Linked DNA regions of Mus musculus: region 2 is linked to region 1. The links are chromatin loops, found by intact Hi-C in ENCODE. Cell type or tissue: gastrocnemius. All regions are shown on one strand.

Region 1 (8,000 bases):
TCCGAAGGTCCAGAGTTCAAATCCCAGCAACCACATGGTGGCTCACAACCATCTGTAACAAGATCTGACGCCCTCTTCTGGAGTGTCTGAGGACAGCTACAGTGTACTTACATATAATAAATAAATAAAAAAAAAAAAAAAAAAAAAAAGAAACAGGACTCTGCCGCACTCAACTTGAGATGTTGAAGAAATGACCCAAGTGTCCAAGTGCCAGGTGCCAGAGCTAGAGGGTGCCAGCTCTGGGGGGCAATGGTGTGTGCCTGCTACTTCAGAATTCACAGTACAGCGAGGCCAAATGGCCAGTGGGTGGCAGGGAAGCGTTTCTAGCCTGCGTTCTGTTCCATGGTGGCCAGCTGCTCACCATCAGGTGGAGAGCGCGTGCAGTGGGAAGCAGATGTCCTATGAGGAGCGGCACTAGAAACCTCTTGGAACGAGCTCCGGTCACAGGAGGCCAGGAAGTGCCCTACTGTTGCCTGGTGCCACGAGCTCTTTTCCTTCTGTGGCACTTGGCCAGGTGGAAATGTGGAGGATTGTAATGGGAGCCCAGGAGGGAACAGAACACACACATACGACTGCTGACCATGGGCCAGCTCCACCAGAGCCCCATGCCAGAGACAGCAGTCTCTGAACAGCCCGGCCATCAGGAAAAGGAAAAGCCTCACTGGCAAGTTTGCTGAGAAGCCAGGCCTGTGGGAGAAAGGACTTCAGAGGAAAGGGCATTGCCAGGCCTCATGCCAGGAGAGCTGGGTCATCTCTCTAGTGCCTGGCTCCCCAGCCCATTTTGCCGTATTTTTATTGTGCACACCTGTCCCAGTAAACGCCAGCACCTTCCTTCACTCTCAAAAGTGTCTTAGTTTGGAGCTGGGCATGGTGGTATATCTGTGTCAACCCAGCTATTCTGGGAGCAGAGACAGAAGGACTATAAGTTCAAGGCCATCTCGGGCAGCCTAGATCCTGTCGCAAAATGGGGATGAGGCAAGGTGGTAGGGTCTGTGATTCTGGTATTGGGAAGCATGGGGCAGGAGGATTGCAAGTTTGAGGTCAGCCTGGGTTTCTCGGTGAGACCATCTCAAAACCAGCAGAAAACGGTTTCAGTTACGAAGCTAGAAGGCCACCCTATTGTTACCCCCCCCCCCCAACAATGTTTTCCCTTCATTATACGTGTTTAAAAATTTTGTACCAAAAGGGATAGACCTTAGAATGAGGTGTGGGCTAGTGTGATGGCTCCACCTAGCCTGCTGATTCAGTCTCAGAGATGGTTATGTCTGGGGCACAGGATTGAAATCCCTTGGAAAAGAGAAACCTTTTTTGTTGTTGTTGGTGGTGGTGGTGGGAGTTTGAAATTCCCTCCCAATCTCTCTAAATCCCAGTGGGAAACCCAATGGCTGGGCAGGAGGAGCGAGGGGTGATAATCTACACACTGGGAAATAAGTTTGAGTCACTGGGCTGTGCTGCCCCATGAGCTGAGTGGAGGCTGATTTTCCCGGAGTCAGCCTCCAGTTTTTGACGCTGCTCTGGGAGTTGACAAATTTCCTACCACTCAACATTGCGATTCATCCTTCCGGAACTGCTGCTTGCAGCTTGGGGTGGGGGAGGACGCACCACACACCGCACAAGGCTGGGATGGGATTTTTTTTTCTTTTTTTGGCCAAAAAGTGTTGATGTCCCTGGCATCTGAGTTTTGTTCTTCATATGCAAAGAACTTAATCTTTTTTTTCTTCTTGTTATTCCCCCCCCCCCGGCCCCCTTTCTAGACAGGATCACACTATGTAGTCCAGTTTGGCTACGCTTAATTTTCAAGAGTATTTAGTGCTTTCATAACATCCTGAACAATGAAGACCAAATGCTCCAGGTTAGACTCTCTGGTGAGGGTGGTAAATTCTGAATAAGAGATTCCCTGTAGGGCGAGCATGGCGGTGCCCTCCTGTAATCCCAGCACTCTGGAGGTGGAAGAGGCAGGATATTCAATTTAAGGTCATCCCTGGCTGCACAGTGAGCTTGAGGCCAGTCTGGGCTGTGTCAAACAAAGCCCAACAACAACAAAAATAGCTGTAAAAAGATACACATTTGCCTCCTAAATTAGGATCTTAGATTTTTCTTCTTACCATGATGTTAAGGGAGGAAACTCCTTCCCTTCTGTTTCTCTCCTGTCTCACGCACTGGGACAACTGGCTAAGAAACCATCCTATGTGTACGGCCACTAGTTCAGTGGCCAGATGTCCCAGTTATCTATCCAGTTAGGGGCAGGTGGCAAGATGGAGGATTTGGTTAGTAGAGTGAAACATTGACATGGATGCCTGATTAGACAGTTGCAGTCTCAGGTGCTTGGCTGAGACCTTGGGCTGACTGGGGAGTAGTTTGTTGTGTGGGGTTTAGTTTTCAACCGGATTCGGGAGTTTGTGTCCCTAAGGTTCTCTCTCCTTTAGGGTATTGTCTCTTGGGAGCCCTTCTTGAGTGATGTCCCCACTTTTCCTTAATCTAAATCTTCTCTGGGGGGAAAGAACCCACAAAAGTGAAACAACTATCCCTTGAAAAAAACCAAAGATTAAATCAGTCACCTTTAGGACAGAAAATACCCTTCAGCCAGTGGCTAGAATCATCTCACCAGACCCGCGTCACCCTTCCTCAAATGTCCTGGACAGAACAGTGGCTGACTATATTTTCTTTCCTGCAGGACTGGACTCACCATGCCGACTAGCATGGACTTTGTAATGATTCTCTTGCCTCCGCCTCCAGAGTGCTGGGATGATAGGCTTGTATTCTCTGCCCTGCTGAGGACAGATTTCCAAGATGCCCGACTTTGTATCTTTTAAGGATAATCTTGTCTGTTTCCTAAATTTTATTGCTAGAAAGGCCAGAGGTCTGAGTATGGTCGCCTCCCTATAGCACGGTGCACAGAAGTTCAGGAGACATTTACAGTTAGGCAAGTTATGGTTTCTTTACTCTTCAGGTGCAGAAGGCATCACCCTACTAAGGGATTATGTTTTGGTTTTGTTTATTTTTTTTTTTTTCGAGACAGGGTTTCTCTGTGTAGCCCTGGCTGTCCTGGAACTCACTCTGTAAACCAGGCTGGCCTTGAACTCAGAAATCCTCCTGCCTCTGCCTCCCGAGTGCTGGGATTAAAGGCGTGCGCTGCCAACGCCTGACTGGGGCTATGTTTTAAATGCCGGAAGCAACGGCCACAAGATTAAGAGCCTGGGCCAGTGCAAGGAGTAATGGAGTCTTCTTTGCCTTTTCAACTCCCCTTCACCCTCCTCTCTCCTGGGGTGGTGGAGTCCCCTTTTCTGGTGTCTAACTCAAAGTCCCACAGTCATGTTCCGCCCACCTAGTCTTCCAGAGTGGGACCCTGGGGGTTTCCAAAGGAAGGATGGGTGGGCATAGGAGGTGTTTGTGGTAAACACTGAACAATACCCATTGTTCTTACCTGTGGGTTGCGATTGGTGCAAAGGTTCCTAAAGCAGCAGGCAATTGGTTCTCTCTGGTTCACCTGCTCATATACTGCCACCTAGTGGTTCTCTCTCCTTCTAGCACCCTGGGTAATAGGGGATGATATAGTGACTTCTCTAGCGACACCCCCTAGACCCAAACTGTCCCACTCTTCTTGCCTCTCTATCCATACACAGACTTGTTTCCAATTTTTTTTAAATCTCTGGGTCTGGAAATGAGTAATTAGCATAAGGGTTTGGTTTTTGTTTTTTTCTTTGAAAAACTTGGAATCTACCGGCATCCCTGTGTGCTGCCTGGAATCTCTCCTGTGGTGATGTGAGATGAGAACTTGCTTACAATATATCCCTGACAGAGGTGAGAAAGGCCCCTGCCAGTGCAGGGCTGCTTCGAATAGGCAGTTTTTGATATATAATTTCTATAGCTGCTGGGGTGCTTGTCTTGCAAAATGTCTCATGTAGAGTCTGGCAACAACAGCTAGCCTTTACTGAGCGGTTACCACGTGCCAGGGACTTCTCCAAGTACAGAGAACTTGACAAACCCCTTCATCTCCCTAATTACCCAGTGACCTGCTGAGAGAGAAAGAGAGAAAGCACACCCCCTCTTCACAGAAGAAACGGAGGCACTAAATGCCAACACATCATACAAGGAAAAATGAGATTTATTCCCGTGTTGTCTAGCGCTGGGGTTTGTGTTCCCAACCACTGATCTGTTGCCTTGTCAACGTGCAGAACTAGGTGCAGGTGACTGTTAAAGGAGCAGGACTCCCTGTTTTAGAGAGCGACCCCACCCCATGCCCTCAGTCCATCTGGGATTCCATCACTGGAGACCACAATGCCCACAGAGGGGCTCTCCAGCATGCTCATTTTCAGGCCTTGCTTCTGTGTCTCAGAGGTTCATCACAGAAGAAACAACCAAGTAGCCAACCAAAGGCAGTCTGAGACACTGACCAGAAGGGCACTAGCTGTCCTGAGTTCCAGAGATGTCTGTCCCATCAGTGGGACTGAAGACAGTCAATCTCCCCTTCCCTGTCTGGGCTTTCACTTTTGCTGTGACTGTCCCTTCCCACTTTGCAGATGGCAAGAATACCTAGCAGTGGCATTTTGATACTATTAAAACTTAACATTTGCTTATTATTCAGTTTTATTTATTCATGTGTGTGGGTATACATGTGGCACGGTACATGCACGGAGGTCAGAGGACAACATGTGGGTCCTGGGGCCTGAACTCAGGTCATCAGGCCTGGCAGCAGGTGCTCTTACCCATGGAACCATCTCGCCAGCCCGTGATATTATGTCAGAAAGGAATTCAGCCCCACCATACAAGGCAAGGAAACATATCCAGACTTTATTTCTGCTTTGCAAGCCACAACCCATCAGTAACCTCTTCCTCCCATGATTTCCTTCGTTGCTGTCTTCTTTGTAGCAGGCTTGTAGGAAAGGCTTATGGATGTGGGGACACAGAGAGGGCAGGAAGCTAGAAGCTGGCTGCTTGAGAAACAGGTCTGATGAACTGTCTTCTTCCTACTCATCTTATCAGTGGCTTAAAGTCACAGGAAGCAGCAGAGTCTTGGCTCCATTCAGGGAAGAGAAGGATCCATGGCCAGAGTAGGGGACGGGAGTTTCTGATGGTCTGAGAATATGTTCCCTGAGGGATGAAAAAACGTAAATTGTCTTTTTATGACTCAGAACATAAGAGCGTGGGTAGGGAGCAGCTCAGTTGCTAAAGTGCTTGCCTGGTACATGGGAAGCTCAGGATTCAGCCCCCAGCATGGCACCGACTGGGTAAGGTGGTGCACATCTTTTTTTTTGTTTGTTTGTTTTGTTTATGTTTTTTTGTTTGTTTTTTTCGAGACAGGGTTTCTCTGTGTAGCCTGGCTGTCCTGGAACTCACTCTGTAGACCAGGCTGGCCTCGAACTCAGAAATCCGCCTGCCTCTGCCTCCCGAGTGCTGGGATTAAAGGTGTGTGCCACCACGCCCAGCTTTTTTTTTTTTTAAGATTTATTTATTTTATGTATATGAGTACACCATTGCTGTCTTCAGACACACCAGAGGAAGGCATCAGATCCCGTTGCCGATGGTTGTGAGCCACCATGTGGTTGCTGGGAATTGAACTCAGGACCTCTGGAAGAGCAGTCAGTGCTCTTAACCGCTGAGCCATCTCTCCGGCCCTCTTGTTCTGCTGCATATACATCTGCATGTTAGAAGAGGACATCTGATTCCCCCTATCCATGGTTGTGAGCCACCATGTGGTTGCTGGGATTTGAACGCAGGACTTCTAGAAGAGCAACTTGTGCTCTTAACTGCTGAGCCATCTTTCCAGCTCTGGTGCACATCTCTTACTCCAGTACTCAGGAGGGAGAGGCAGGAGGACCAGATGTTCAATGCCATCCTCAGGTACACAGCAAGGAACTGAAGCCAGCTTAGGATATATAAGACCACATTTCAAAGAAAAAACCAAAACCAACCAACCAAACAAAAAACCCCAAACGAACCACCCTTCCCCTGAAAACAACAACAACAACAACAACAACAAACAACGGGGGTGGAGAGAAGTCTGGAGAGATGGCTCAGTGGTCAAAGACACTTCCTGCTCTTGCAGAAGACCTAATTTGGTTCCCAGCACTCACATGGTGGCTTACAGTCATTTACTAATCCAGGTTCAGGGGATCTAACGCCCTCTTCTGGCCTCCATTGGCACCTACATGCATGTCCAGAACCCCCCATAATAAAAAATTAAAAGGTAGATTTACAAATGGCAGTAAACCCCTTTCCTGTTACCCTGTCTCAGAGTCGTGTGTTTGTTTGTTTTTTTCCTCTCCTTAGAGGTGACTGATTCTGTTCTTTCTCCTTCCAGAGGTATTTCATACATGCATAGACAAATAGCTCTGCAAATCTACTCTGCGTGGTCTTTTGAGACAAGGTCTCACTCTGGAACCCAGCTGCCCCGTTACTCAGTCCATAGCTGAGGCTGGTTTACAGTCCAGGGCAGTTCCCCTGCGTTCCGGGATTACAGGCACGCATGAGCCATGAACAACAGCTCTCTTCCACTCCTGTTTTCTACAAGGAGGCTTGTGGTTGGCTTGACCTCCACCGCTGATCTTTGTACTTACCGGTCTATCCTGAAACGTATTTGTAAGAGCATTCCTTTGCTTTTACAGCTGGGGAGTGCTCAAATCCCCAAATGCCCTACAGTTTCTTGCCTGTTCTCTTGGACATCCACTTTGTCTCTAATCCCTTCCCAGACAAATGCCTCTGCCCATGTCTGTACCATTTGGCACGTGTGCAAAGGACAGCCATGGGATAGATTCCGAGAAGAGGAAGTGTCGGGTTTAAAGGGAATGAAGGGCTACATGTCAAATAAATGACAAAGTGAAAGAAAGTGTTTTGTTCACATTTGGCAGAAGAATCCCCGCCTCTCTGCACCCGTGGCCAGTAAACCATCCTCTTTAGGGATGTCGTGAAGTCAAACCTGGAGTGACAGGCCCGAGCTGGGGCTCCGTGATCTCACAAGAGCACTGGGGAGCCAAGGTCTATCTTGTGTATGTTCCTGACTGAGTTCACTCAGCTGCTGCAGACTAGGGGGGGGGCCTGGGTGAGAAGGCTCCAGGACCGATCCTATCACTGTCACACTGATGGTGTTCCACGCCCTGCCAGTAAAGGCTGACCCCTTGTTCAGCCGGAAGATGGAAATCCTGACATCAAGCTAGTCATGAATACTCTCTTTTACCATTCTAAATTCTAGATCCACTGACCATCAAAGTGGCTCCCATTGCTACCCCACTCATGCTGAGCATGCCTGCTATTTTAAAACACCATGTGGGGGCTAGCTAACTCCGTGACAGAGCTCTTGACTAGTATGTAGAAAGTCCTAGATTCAATTCCCAGTAACACATACAGACACACACACACACACACACACACACACACACACACACACACACAATCAAAAAACAAACAAAAACAAACAAAAAAAACAAAAAAAAAACAAAGCAAAAACCAAACCAAAACAACCTACCAAAGCATGGTGTTCTTGCTCATAAAACTTTTTTTTTTTTTTTTTCCCGAGACAGGGTTTCTCTGTGTAGCCCTGGCTGTCCTAGAACTCACTCTGTAGACCAGGCTGGCCTCGAACTCAGAAATCCGTCTGCCTCTGCCTTCCAAGTGCTGGGATCAAAGGCGTGTGCCACCACTGCCCAGCAGCTTAATGCATATGCTTTATTACTTAAAAGTTACGTCTCTATATATTGTGGGTCTTGATCTGCAGCCCAGGGTGCCTTGAATTCATGATCCTCCTGCCTCAGCCTCCCAAGTAGCTGTTAAAAGTTAATTTGATTATATTCCTAGGAATTCTCATAAAAGACTGAAAATTTCTATGGGTGTGGTGTGTAGTGTTATGAACATGATGGTGTAGGCATATGCACATGTATGTGCTGGTACTCATGTACAGATGTGTATGCATGTGGAGGCCAGAGGTCAATGTTGGCTCTTTTTCCTGAGTTGTTTTCCAACTTCTTTAAAAAAATGAATTTTGCCGGGCGTGGTGGCACACGCCT
Region 2 (8,000 bases), 150 kb before region 1:
GTAGAACCGAGAGGTGTGAACAAGGGGGAAAGGCTGGGTAGGGCTGAGAAGAGTCTGTCCACAGTAACCCACAGGCTTCTCAGACCCATCCTCGTGTCTCTGCCTCTCTTTCTGACAGCTCCGGAGGGTGTAGCTCGGGGCTCAGACGCTCTGACTCTTCTGGAATACCCTGAAACTCGGAATCAGTTCATTGATGAGCTCATGGAGGTACTGCCTTCTGGGAGATGTGGCTTCATTTCTGATGCCTCCTGCTGATGGGAGGGAAGGGCCCGGACTGATTTCAGTACCCTGGAGCAGAGCCTAACAAGTTAGGATTCCCCCCAACACCCTTGTTCTTCTCATAGTTATGAGACATCTCTAAAGTTCCTGGCTCCATCTTGGGCAGTAGCAATGGAGCAGTGACAAAGACGTTCAGAGGCCTAGCCTCGGCGGAGCTTGTATTCTAGCGGGAAGAGCAGATAAGAACCGAGTAGCTACATGGCAAACCTCCTGAAAATTCTGTGCCTATCTGGTTTCCTCTACTTTCCCCTTGAAGAGACATTTTGTAGCCATGAGGGGAGAGGGGGACAAAAGATACCCAGTGTTCATAATACAGCAAGATTTGTTTTTTCCTTTTTAAGGCTTGTACTTATTGATTTGTGAGTGCACATATGCACATGTGTACCGCAGCCCACAGGTAGAGATCAAATTGGGACAACTGTAGGTGTCATTACTGTCGCCTTTCACCATGTGGGTTTTGAGGATCAACCCTAAGTTCTCAGGCTTGGCATCAGGCCCTCTAACCAGCCCAAGATGAACTTACTCATAAAGACTACATCTTAGATGTGGCTGCAGCTCATACTCTTTCTAGACTTTGAATCCAAAGTTTCTCAAGCACTCTCATTGCTCCCATGGAGAGAACATTAGTACCTGCCCTAGGAATCTCAGTGTGTTCCCATAGGCTGGAGAAAAGGATGGAGGGCTGGGCTAGGCTAGCACAGGTCAGCATGGGGTCTAGAGGAACAGGGCGGCCACCTGCTCCCGTGTTGTAGGTGTCCATGCCAGAGGTGCTCGCCGAAAGGAGCCCATGCTGTAGGAGCAGGGTCTCCAGCAGTAGAGTGATGCACAGGAGACAGCCTTTCTCCTCTGGACTCTAGCTCTTCACATCAGGGCGGGGGGGGGGTGGGGGGGGGGGGCTCAGCTTCTGAGTTCCTTTCTTGGTCTGAACGAAGTCCCTTTCCCTCCTCAGCTTGAGATCTTCTTGTCTCAGAGAGCAGTAGAGATGAGCGAGGAGGCCGACATCCTGTCCGTGAGCCAGTTCCAGCTGGCTCCTGCCATCCTCCAGGGCCAGACCAAAGAGAAGATGCTCAGCCTGGTGTCCACGCTGCAGCAGCTGATCGGCCGGCTCACCAGTCTGCGGATGCAGCACCTGTTTATGATTCTGGCCTCGCCAAGGTTGGCTTTCCATGATTCCGTGTTTCTCCATCTCGAATGGAGCTTCCTCCCCTTGTCTTCTTCCTCTTCCATGATTCCTCCTTCCTGTGTACATGGCTTTCTCCTGGGAGTAGCGCAGGGTAGGGTTGATTAATGTCTGTAGACAGAACCTGGTTCCTAAGTTGAGAGGAATCTGGAGTGGCTTATATTCCTTACCAGAAAAAGGAGGGAGGCCATGAGGGGAGGGGAGGCCAAGGAGGGAATTAGCTTCCTGAGCCTCACCGGCCCAGCAGTTAAGTGCAGACAGCCTCCCAGGCTTCTCCATCTGCACAGGTATGTGGACCGAGTGACAGAGTTCCTCCAGCAGAAGCTGAAGCAGTCGCAGCTGTTGGCTTTGAAGAAGGAGCTGATGGTGGAGAAGCAGCAGGAGGCGCTTCAGGAGCAGGCAGCTCTGGAGCCCAAGCTGGACCTGCTGCTGGAGAAGACCAGAGAGCTGCAGAAACTGGTGAGCCGTGCCGGGAGCCTGCCCCGGGGGAGAACCCCTCCGCTTCCACAGACCGAGAAACCTGCCGGCCTGTCTGCTCCCTGCCCACTCCGCTCTCTTTCTCTCAGATTGAAGCCGACATCTCCAAGAGATACAGTGGCCGTCCTGTGAACCTGATGGGGACCTCTCTGTGACGCGCTCCCTCTGTGTCCTCCACCCTCCTTCCCAGCTACCAGGAGGAGGTGGGACAGCCCAGGCTGATGCTACTGGGCCTCACCAGCAAGAAGTCAGGCGGACTTGGAGACAGAGCCATGAGGAAGGGTCACACCATGATCTCTGCAAGCAGTTGTCTTGAGTGGCTCTGGCCTGTCAGCCTTAAGGCACACTTGCTGCTTCTAGTTGTCAAGTGAGGCTTAATAAAAGGAAGTGACTCTCCTTCGTGGCTGGCAGTCACTTGCACCACCACGCTGAGCCTGCTTGAAGTTGAAGCTGTGCACATGTTTTCTTAATTCTTGATCCAAGGAGGCCTTGAGCAATTGTAGAGCCCCAGGTTAGAGGCTTTTCTTCCTGGCTTTTGGTGGTACCTGACCCCATAAGCATTTATAAATGGTTCAGCATGTGGTTTGGGGCTGGCCAGTACAGCTTTGCCCCCTTCTGTCACCAGGCTCATGCTGTCCTGCCCCAGTCGGCAGCCCAGGGGGAGCAGTCAGCCTGCCCTGTGAGACCCTGCAGAGGTGTATTTTTCCTCTTAATCACTGCTTACTGGCTAGTCAGGGGGAAATGTGGTTTGGGGAGGCAGGGTCTGATAAACAAGGTGGAGACAAGAGTTGTCACCTTTACTGGCTGCCTGTCCACTTCCTGCCCGTAACTGCCTGCTCTGCGATTGGGTGGGAGCCACCCCAGGATAACACCCCTCTCCCGTGGGACCCACCCCAGGATAGCACCCCTCTCCCAAGCCACCTACCCATCCCTGTTTCCCAGGAAGGATAGGGGCTGGGGGTGGCCAGCAATTCGATTTTAATTTCATAGCAGAGCAGTTGATTCATGGCTCTTTGTCGCTGGCGTTGACTCCCGTAATGACTTTCCATCACAATGAAAAGTGGAGTGACACCACTCATTATTCCTGCTGCTTGTTATCTCAGTCTGGGGAGGGCCACCCCTCCCCGCTGCCTCTCAGCCGTCCAGGACAGTGAGTGATGGCCCCTATTAATCACCGACCCCGCGGACTCCGGCGGACACACGCTATCCAAAGGAGAGAGAGATAAGGCCACATGAACTGCTCAGAGACACTCCTATCGATTAATGTCAGCCCACCGCTTCCCCCCCAACCCCTGCCTGGTCACCTCCTTTTGGAGGAATCAAGCTGAAGTTAGAAGCCTAAGAGCTGAGAGAAAAGATACTGGTGTCAGAAGACCGTCCTAAAGATAGAAGGGCCTAGGGTGGTGTGGCTGGGCTGTATCCTGTCTGCAGCTGCTCCGAGGCCTGGACAGCTGTCTGCTCCTCTTGGTTCCCTTCCTGAAGTCTGAGCATGTCCCAGCCACCTCCCTCCCAAGTGGTCATCTTCTCCAAGGGCTGCCTGGCTAGCCTCCTGCATCAGCTATCAGCTCGCTGAGGCATGCTATCCTTGTCCAGCCTAGTCACCAGCTGTTACAGACACCACCGCGTACAAGACCCAGGCAGTAGGGAGAAGCCCAGGGAATCATGTGATTGCACCAGGCTGGATTTGGCTTGGAGGCTCCTGTTCCTGCCAGACATGAACACCTGACCTCCCACAAGGTTCCAGTGCCCCAGGAAGGGAAGCAGTATAGGTCAAAGGGACTTTGAGCAGATGAGAACACTGTGGCAAGCAGAGGGGTTTGGGTAAGTGTTCTCAGAGGGACCGGGCCTGTTTTATAAGCTGTCCCTGAGGCCCAGGCTGAGGTAGATGGTTTCCTTCAGGCCCTTAACTGTACTGGGGTGGTTCTTCAAAACTCTGCTTGCTTTGCCTTTGGCTCCAACACCTGTGGGCCACCCCTCTGGTTGTACCAGAGACACTGAAGCCCACCTGGTGTGGGCTATGGGAACAGTTCTGATTGATTTGGGGGTCAGCTTCTGAGCCCCTTTAACTTCATTCTGGAACATTTTTGGTCCACGACCCTTTCCCTCAGTGCCACAGCGTTGACCTAAGGGTTAATGAGCTGAGCAGACAGCACCCTCAGTGTAGCACCACGGCACCCCCAAGGCCTCTTCTTCCTGGCCTGAGAAACCAGGGCTCCTTGCAGAACTGAAGACCCAGTTCCCAGCAGTCAGCTGTCAGAGTTCTAAAAGCCATTCAGGGAAAGAGAGGCCACAGGCCAAGCTCCATCCTTAGCAGTCTTCGTCTTAGTTTGATGTGAGTCCGTAGCCAAGGGCATAGCAGGGATTGATGTTCACTTCTCTCCTGCTGCCTCTGCCCAACCCCATCTCCCTGATTCCTGTAAGGAAACCGGGACTCCCTTTCCCAAAACCCATTGTTTGGATACCTGCTGGCTGACTGAGCATGGGCTAAGTGGAATGCTAAAGACTGTCCATCAGCCCAGCCTGTGCACCCCTCTCCCCTGGGCCCACTGAGGGCTCATCAGGGGCGTGTGGGTCCTGAATAAGTAGAACCCACTTGTTTTCTCTGCCAGGGCAGGGCTGCAACAATCTGCATGATTCACACCAAACACAAGCACACTCCTCCACAGTAGCGGCCTAGAGTCCAGGACAAAAGAAGAGCACACCCAGCTTGTGGGAGAGAGCCTGGGTCTGCGGCCCTGACCACTACATGCACGCAGCCGACACCCCCAGATGTTGCTGTGACTCTGCCTTTTCATACGCTCCTCTCTGTCTTGTTGCTAATGTGTATTTCATCTTTTGACCACCACTTCTATATTCTCTTCCCCACTCTAGCACAAGAATATTTAATCTAATAATGGGAAACACTGGGAGACAGCGCTTGTGATATAGCCTTTACGTATGTGCAGAAGACCCAGGGTTCTATCTAAGTTCCAAAACTCCCATGAATTGAATATGCAGCACATGCCAATGATACTTGGGTGGCACTTAGGAGGTGGAGACAGAAGGATTGGAAGTTCAAGGTAATCGTTGGCATCCCTGGCTATAGAGAAAGTCTGAGATCAGCCTGGGCTACTTGAGACCCCGTCTTAGAAAACAAAACTATAATGATAGCAAAAACAATGCAGTGTGGTTGTGGGCTCTGCACTGCCTGGCTGTAGTCCTGGTGGTGCCGCTTGTGTGACCTGAGACCCAAATGTCAAATGTGTAAGAGTGGCATAGGCTGGAAATACCCCAGAGCAGTGGTTCTCAACAACCCCCCCACCCCAGCCATACAATTTTTGTTGTTGCTAATTCACAACAGTAATTCCCCTACTGTTATGAATAATAATGTAAATATCTGATGGTGACCTGTGACCTCTGTGGAAGGGCCATGCAACCCCCACATAGGGGGTCACAACCCACAGATTGAGAACCACTGACTTAGACTAAAACTGGTGGTGACTTGTGTCCTGTCTTGGTCTCACATTTCCATGATAGGCCAGTGCCCCACCTAAACCCATTATCCACAGCCGTACTCCATCTCTGGATTCCCTGTCTGTTGGTTTCTCCTCTGAAGTTCCCCTCTTCTTCTTCCATCTCTTCTTCTTCTTCTTCTTCTTCTTCCTCCCTCCTCCCTCCTCCCTCCTCCCTCCTCCCTCCTCCCTCCTCCCTCCTCCCTCCTCCCTCCTCCCTCCTCCCTCCTCCCTCCTCCCTCCTCCCTCCTCCCTCCTCCCTCCTCCCTCCTCCCTCCTCCCTCCTCCCTCCTTTTTTTTTTTTTTTTCAAGACAGGGTTTCTCTGTGTAGCCCTGGCTGTCCTGGAATTCACTTTGTAGACCAGGCTGGCCTCGAACTCAGAAATCCACCTGCCTCTGCCTCCCGAGTGCTGGGATTAAAGGCATGTGCCACCACGCCCGGCTCCTCCTTCTGTTACTATGCCCTCCTTTTACCCTGTTGCTTGTTTAGACTCTCCTGCCTCAGCTTCCCACGGTCTGGGATTACAGGTGGATAAGCTCATACTTTGGACTTATAACCAGTCCATTTAACTTCTCAGACAGGTGGATTGTTGAGTACAAGGACAACCCAGACTACATAAGGAGACCTTGTCTCTAAGAGTTAGGAATGTGGGAGAGGAACGGGCTTGGTGCTGCCATCCATCCCTGAATTCCAGAGGCAGAGGCAGGTAGATCTCTGAATTCCAGGCCAGCCAGGACCTTGTCAAACAACAACAACAACAAGAAGACGGGAAGGGCTGATAGTGGGTGAGGGATGTAGGTCTGTGATGGATGGAGTTCTTACTTGCCTAATGCGTTCCATCCCCAGCACCAGCAAAAGTAAATAAAAGGACTCATTGGCCAGCTTAGACTATACAGTCTAGTATAGTGAAATATACTATACCATGTAGTGAAATCCTGTGTCAGCACCCCCAACAGCCCTCAGAAAACACACAAACCACCAAACCAAACAAATACAAATGAACTAGACTAAACTCCCATCACCAGGAGGGGAAGGAGGACGTGTCCCCTGTGAACCTTCAGGGCCTGTCTCTCCACTCCTTTCCCTATCTGAGGAGAGCAAAGGGCCATTGCTTGTTCTCCTGGCAATGCCATTTCATTGTAGGCCCAGTTTTTTGCTAGCACAGCTGGGCCTCGTGAGCGCCACCCACACACTGGGCTTTGGACAGACTGCCCTGCATGCACTCTTGAGGAGTCAGGTCCCAAGCTGTCTTCACATTGCCATCCTGCCTGGCAGAGCTCAGCGCAGCGGGAGAGAGTCTCAAAGCTGCAGCAAGACTGCGGGGCCCAGGAATACCAGCTGACCCAGATTCTCCCTGTGTCCTCCAAATGCCCTTCCTCTCTGGTGACAGGGTCATGCCTCCGAATAGACTGGCCCTGAGTAAACTCTGCCTTAGCCACCCTCCTCTCCTTCCCCAGGCTCCAAAGAAAACCAGTTTGAATATTTAAACTTCTCCTGTGTGTCTAATAAAAAGTTCTGCACTATTTAATGCCCCAGCTATCCATTACTGTCTGGAGCTGCCCTCTCCTCTCGGTCTCCCCCTCCCTTCCTCTTGCCCAAACCATGGCGCACAGCAAAGCCATTTGTCAAACTGATCCCGCCGCCGGCTGCGCTTGGCTGTGTCTGAAAGGACATGCCGCCCCACAGGGGAAGGTGGGAATGAATAAAGGAGCTATGCAAATTACTGCTTAATCTGCAGAGAAACACCCAGGCTTTGGGGAGACGCTCATTACTTCTTTTAACTGTGATTAACGGGCAAATTAAACCCAAGCCCTTAACTCTCTCCTGGCAGAGGATTTGAATGCAGAGCCCTGCTCTGGTGCCAGTGCCTGGGGTCTCTTCTGTAGTTGCTTGTATCTGAGGTGAGGAGCAGGGGCTTGGTCCTGTGCGCATGTTGCCTGGCAAGGCAGGCATGAAGAGAGCAGGCCCTGCCTGCAGGCCTTACCTCACCAGAAAGAAGAATTTAACTGTTCTTTGAAGTCTGTTTTACATACAAGAAAAAACAGCCACTGGCCACTGGGTTTACTGGAATTCTTTGCCTCTACTCAAAATTACCAAAAAAGAAGAAGGAAGAGGAGAAGGGGGAAGAGGAGGAAGAGAAGGAGGAAGAGGAGAAGGGGGAAGAGGAGAAGGAGGAAGAGAGAAGGGAAAGGAGGAAGAGAAGGAGGAAAAGGAGGAGGAAGAGGAAGAGGAGGATGAGGAGGAAGAGAAGTCGTAGTAGTTAAGAGAATCCCTAACCCTGACCTTTAAGCACATGCTGGGATTGGGGCAAAAGTAGCCACCCACCGTGTCTAAGTTAGTTGCTAATTAGACCAGTTCCAAACCCGGGTCTGGAAAGAGGCCTTGAGAGACTCCAAGTACATGACTCCCAAACTATCCTTGAGACCTATTAACCAGGTAGGTGAGAAAGAGACCTAACGGTGTGGGGGTGGGGCAGTGGGCAGAGGGTTTGAGTGTGTCTCTAGAGAGGCCCTGGGAGGGCCTTGCTGCAGGGTACACAGGTCATAGGCATACATGGCCAAATGCAGACCCT

The links. Hi-C counts contacts between places; a loop is a spot of excess contacts. Peaks named below come from ENCODE experiments on the same cell type or tissue, not always from the same donor. Only the 100,000 strongest peaks of a DNase experiment are listed, where the experiment ranks them.
Region 2: it touches region 1 in a loop (3.0-fold over the local background); 7 of 42 quality-filtered maps call a loop at or near these places.

Annotation. Positions count from the first base shown.
Region 1 is chr11:96,755,713-96,763,712 of GRCm38, reverse strand. It overlaps Skap1 (src family associated phosphoprotein 1), which reads right to left. Exons shown (of 12, transcript NM_001177899.1): 12 at 4,091-5,091. Among named protein-coding and RNA genes, the nearest start is that of Snx11, 18 kb to the left of the region's middle. In gastrocnemius, CTCF peaks have their summits at 3,514 (motif pointing left) and 6,155 (motif pointing left); DNase peaks (open chromatin) are centred at 500 and 3,487; H3K27ac peaks cover 1,406 bases.
Region 2 is chr11:96,902,148-96,910,147 of GRCm38, reverse strand. Cdk5rap3 (CDK5 regulatory subunit associated protein 3) reads left to right here. Exons shown (of 14, transcript NM_030248.2): 11 at 119-207; 12 at 1,229-1,434; 13 at 1,747-1,918; 14 at 2,026-2,723. The coding sequence ends at 2,091. It overlaps Gm38961 (a long non-coding RNA gene), which reads left to right and starts at 7,614. Exons shown (of 3, transcript XR_880184.2): 1 at 7,614-7,864. RefSeq lists an enhancer at 5,477-8,000. In gastrocnemius, no CTCF peak of the experiment used is centred here; DNase peaks (open chromatin) are centred at 1,935, 3,497, 6,694, 7,061 and 2 more places; H3K4me3 peaks cover 1,952 bases; H3K27ac peaks cover 6,395 bases.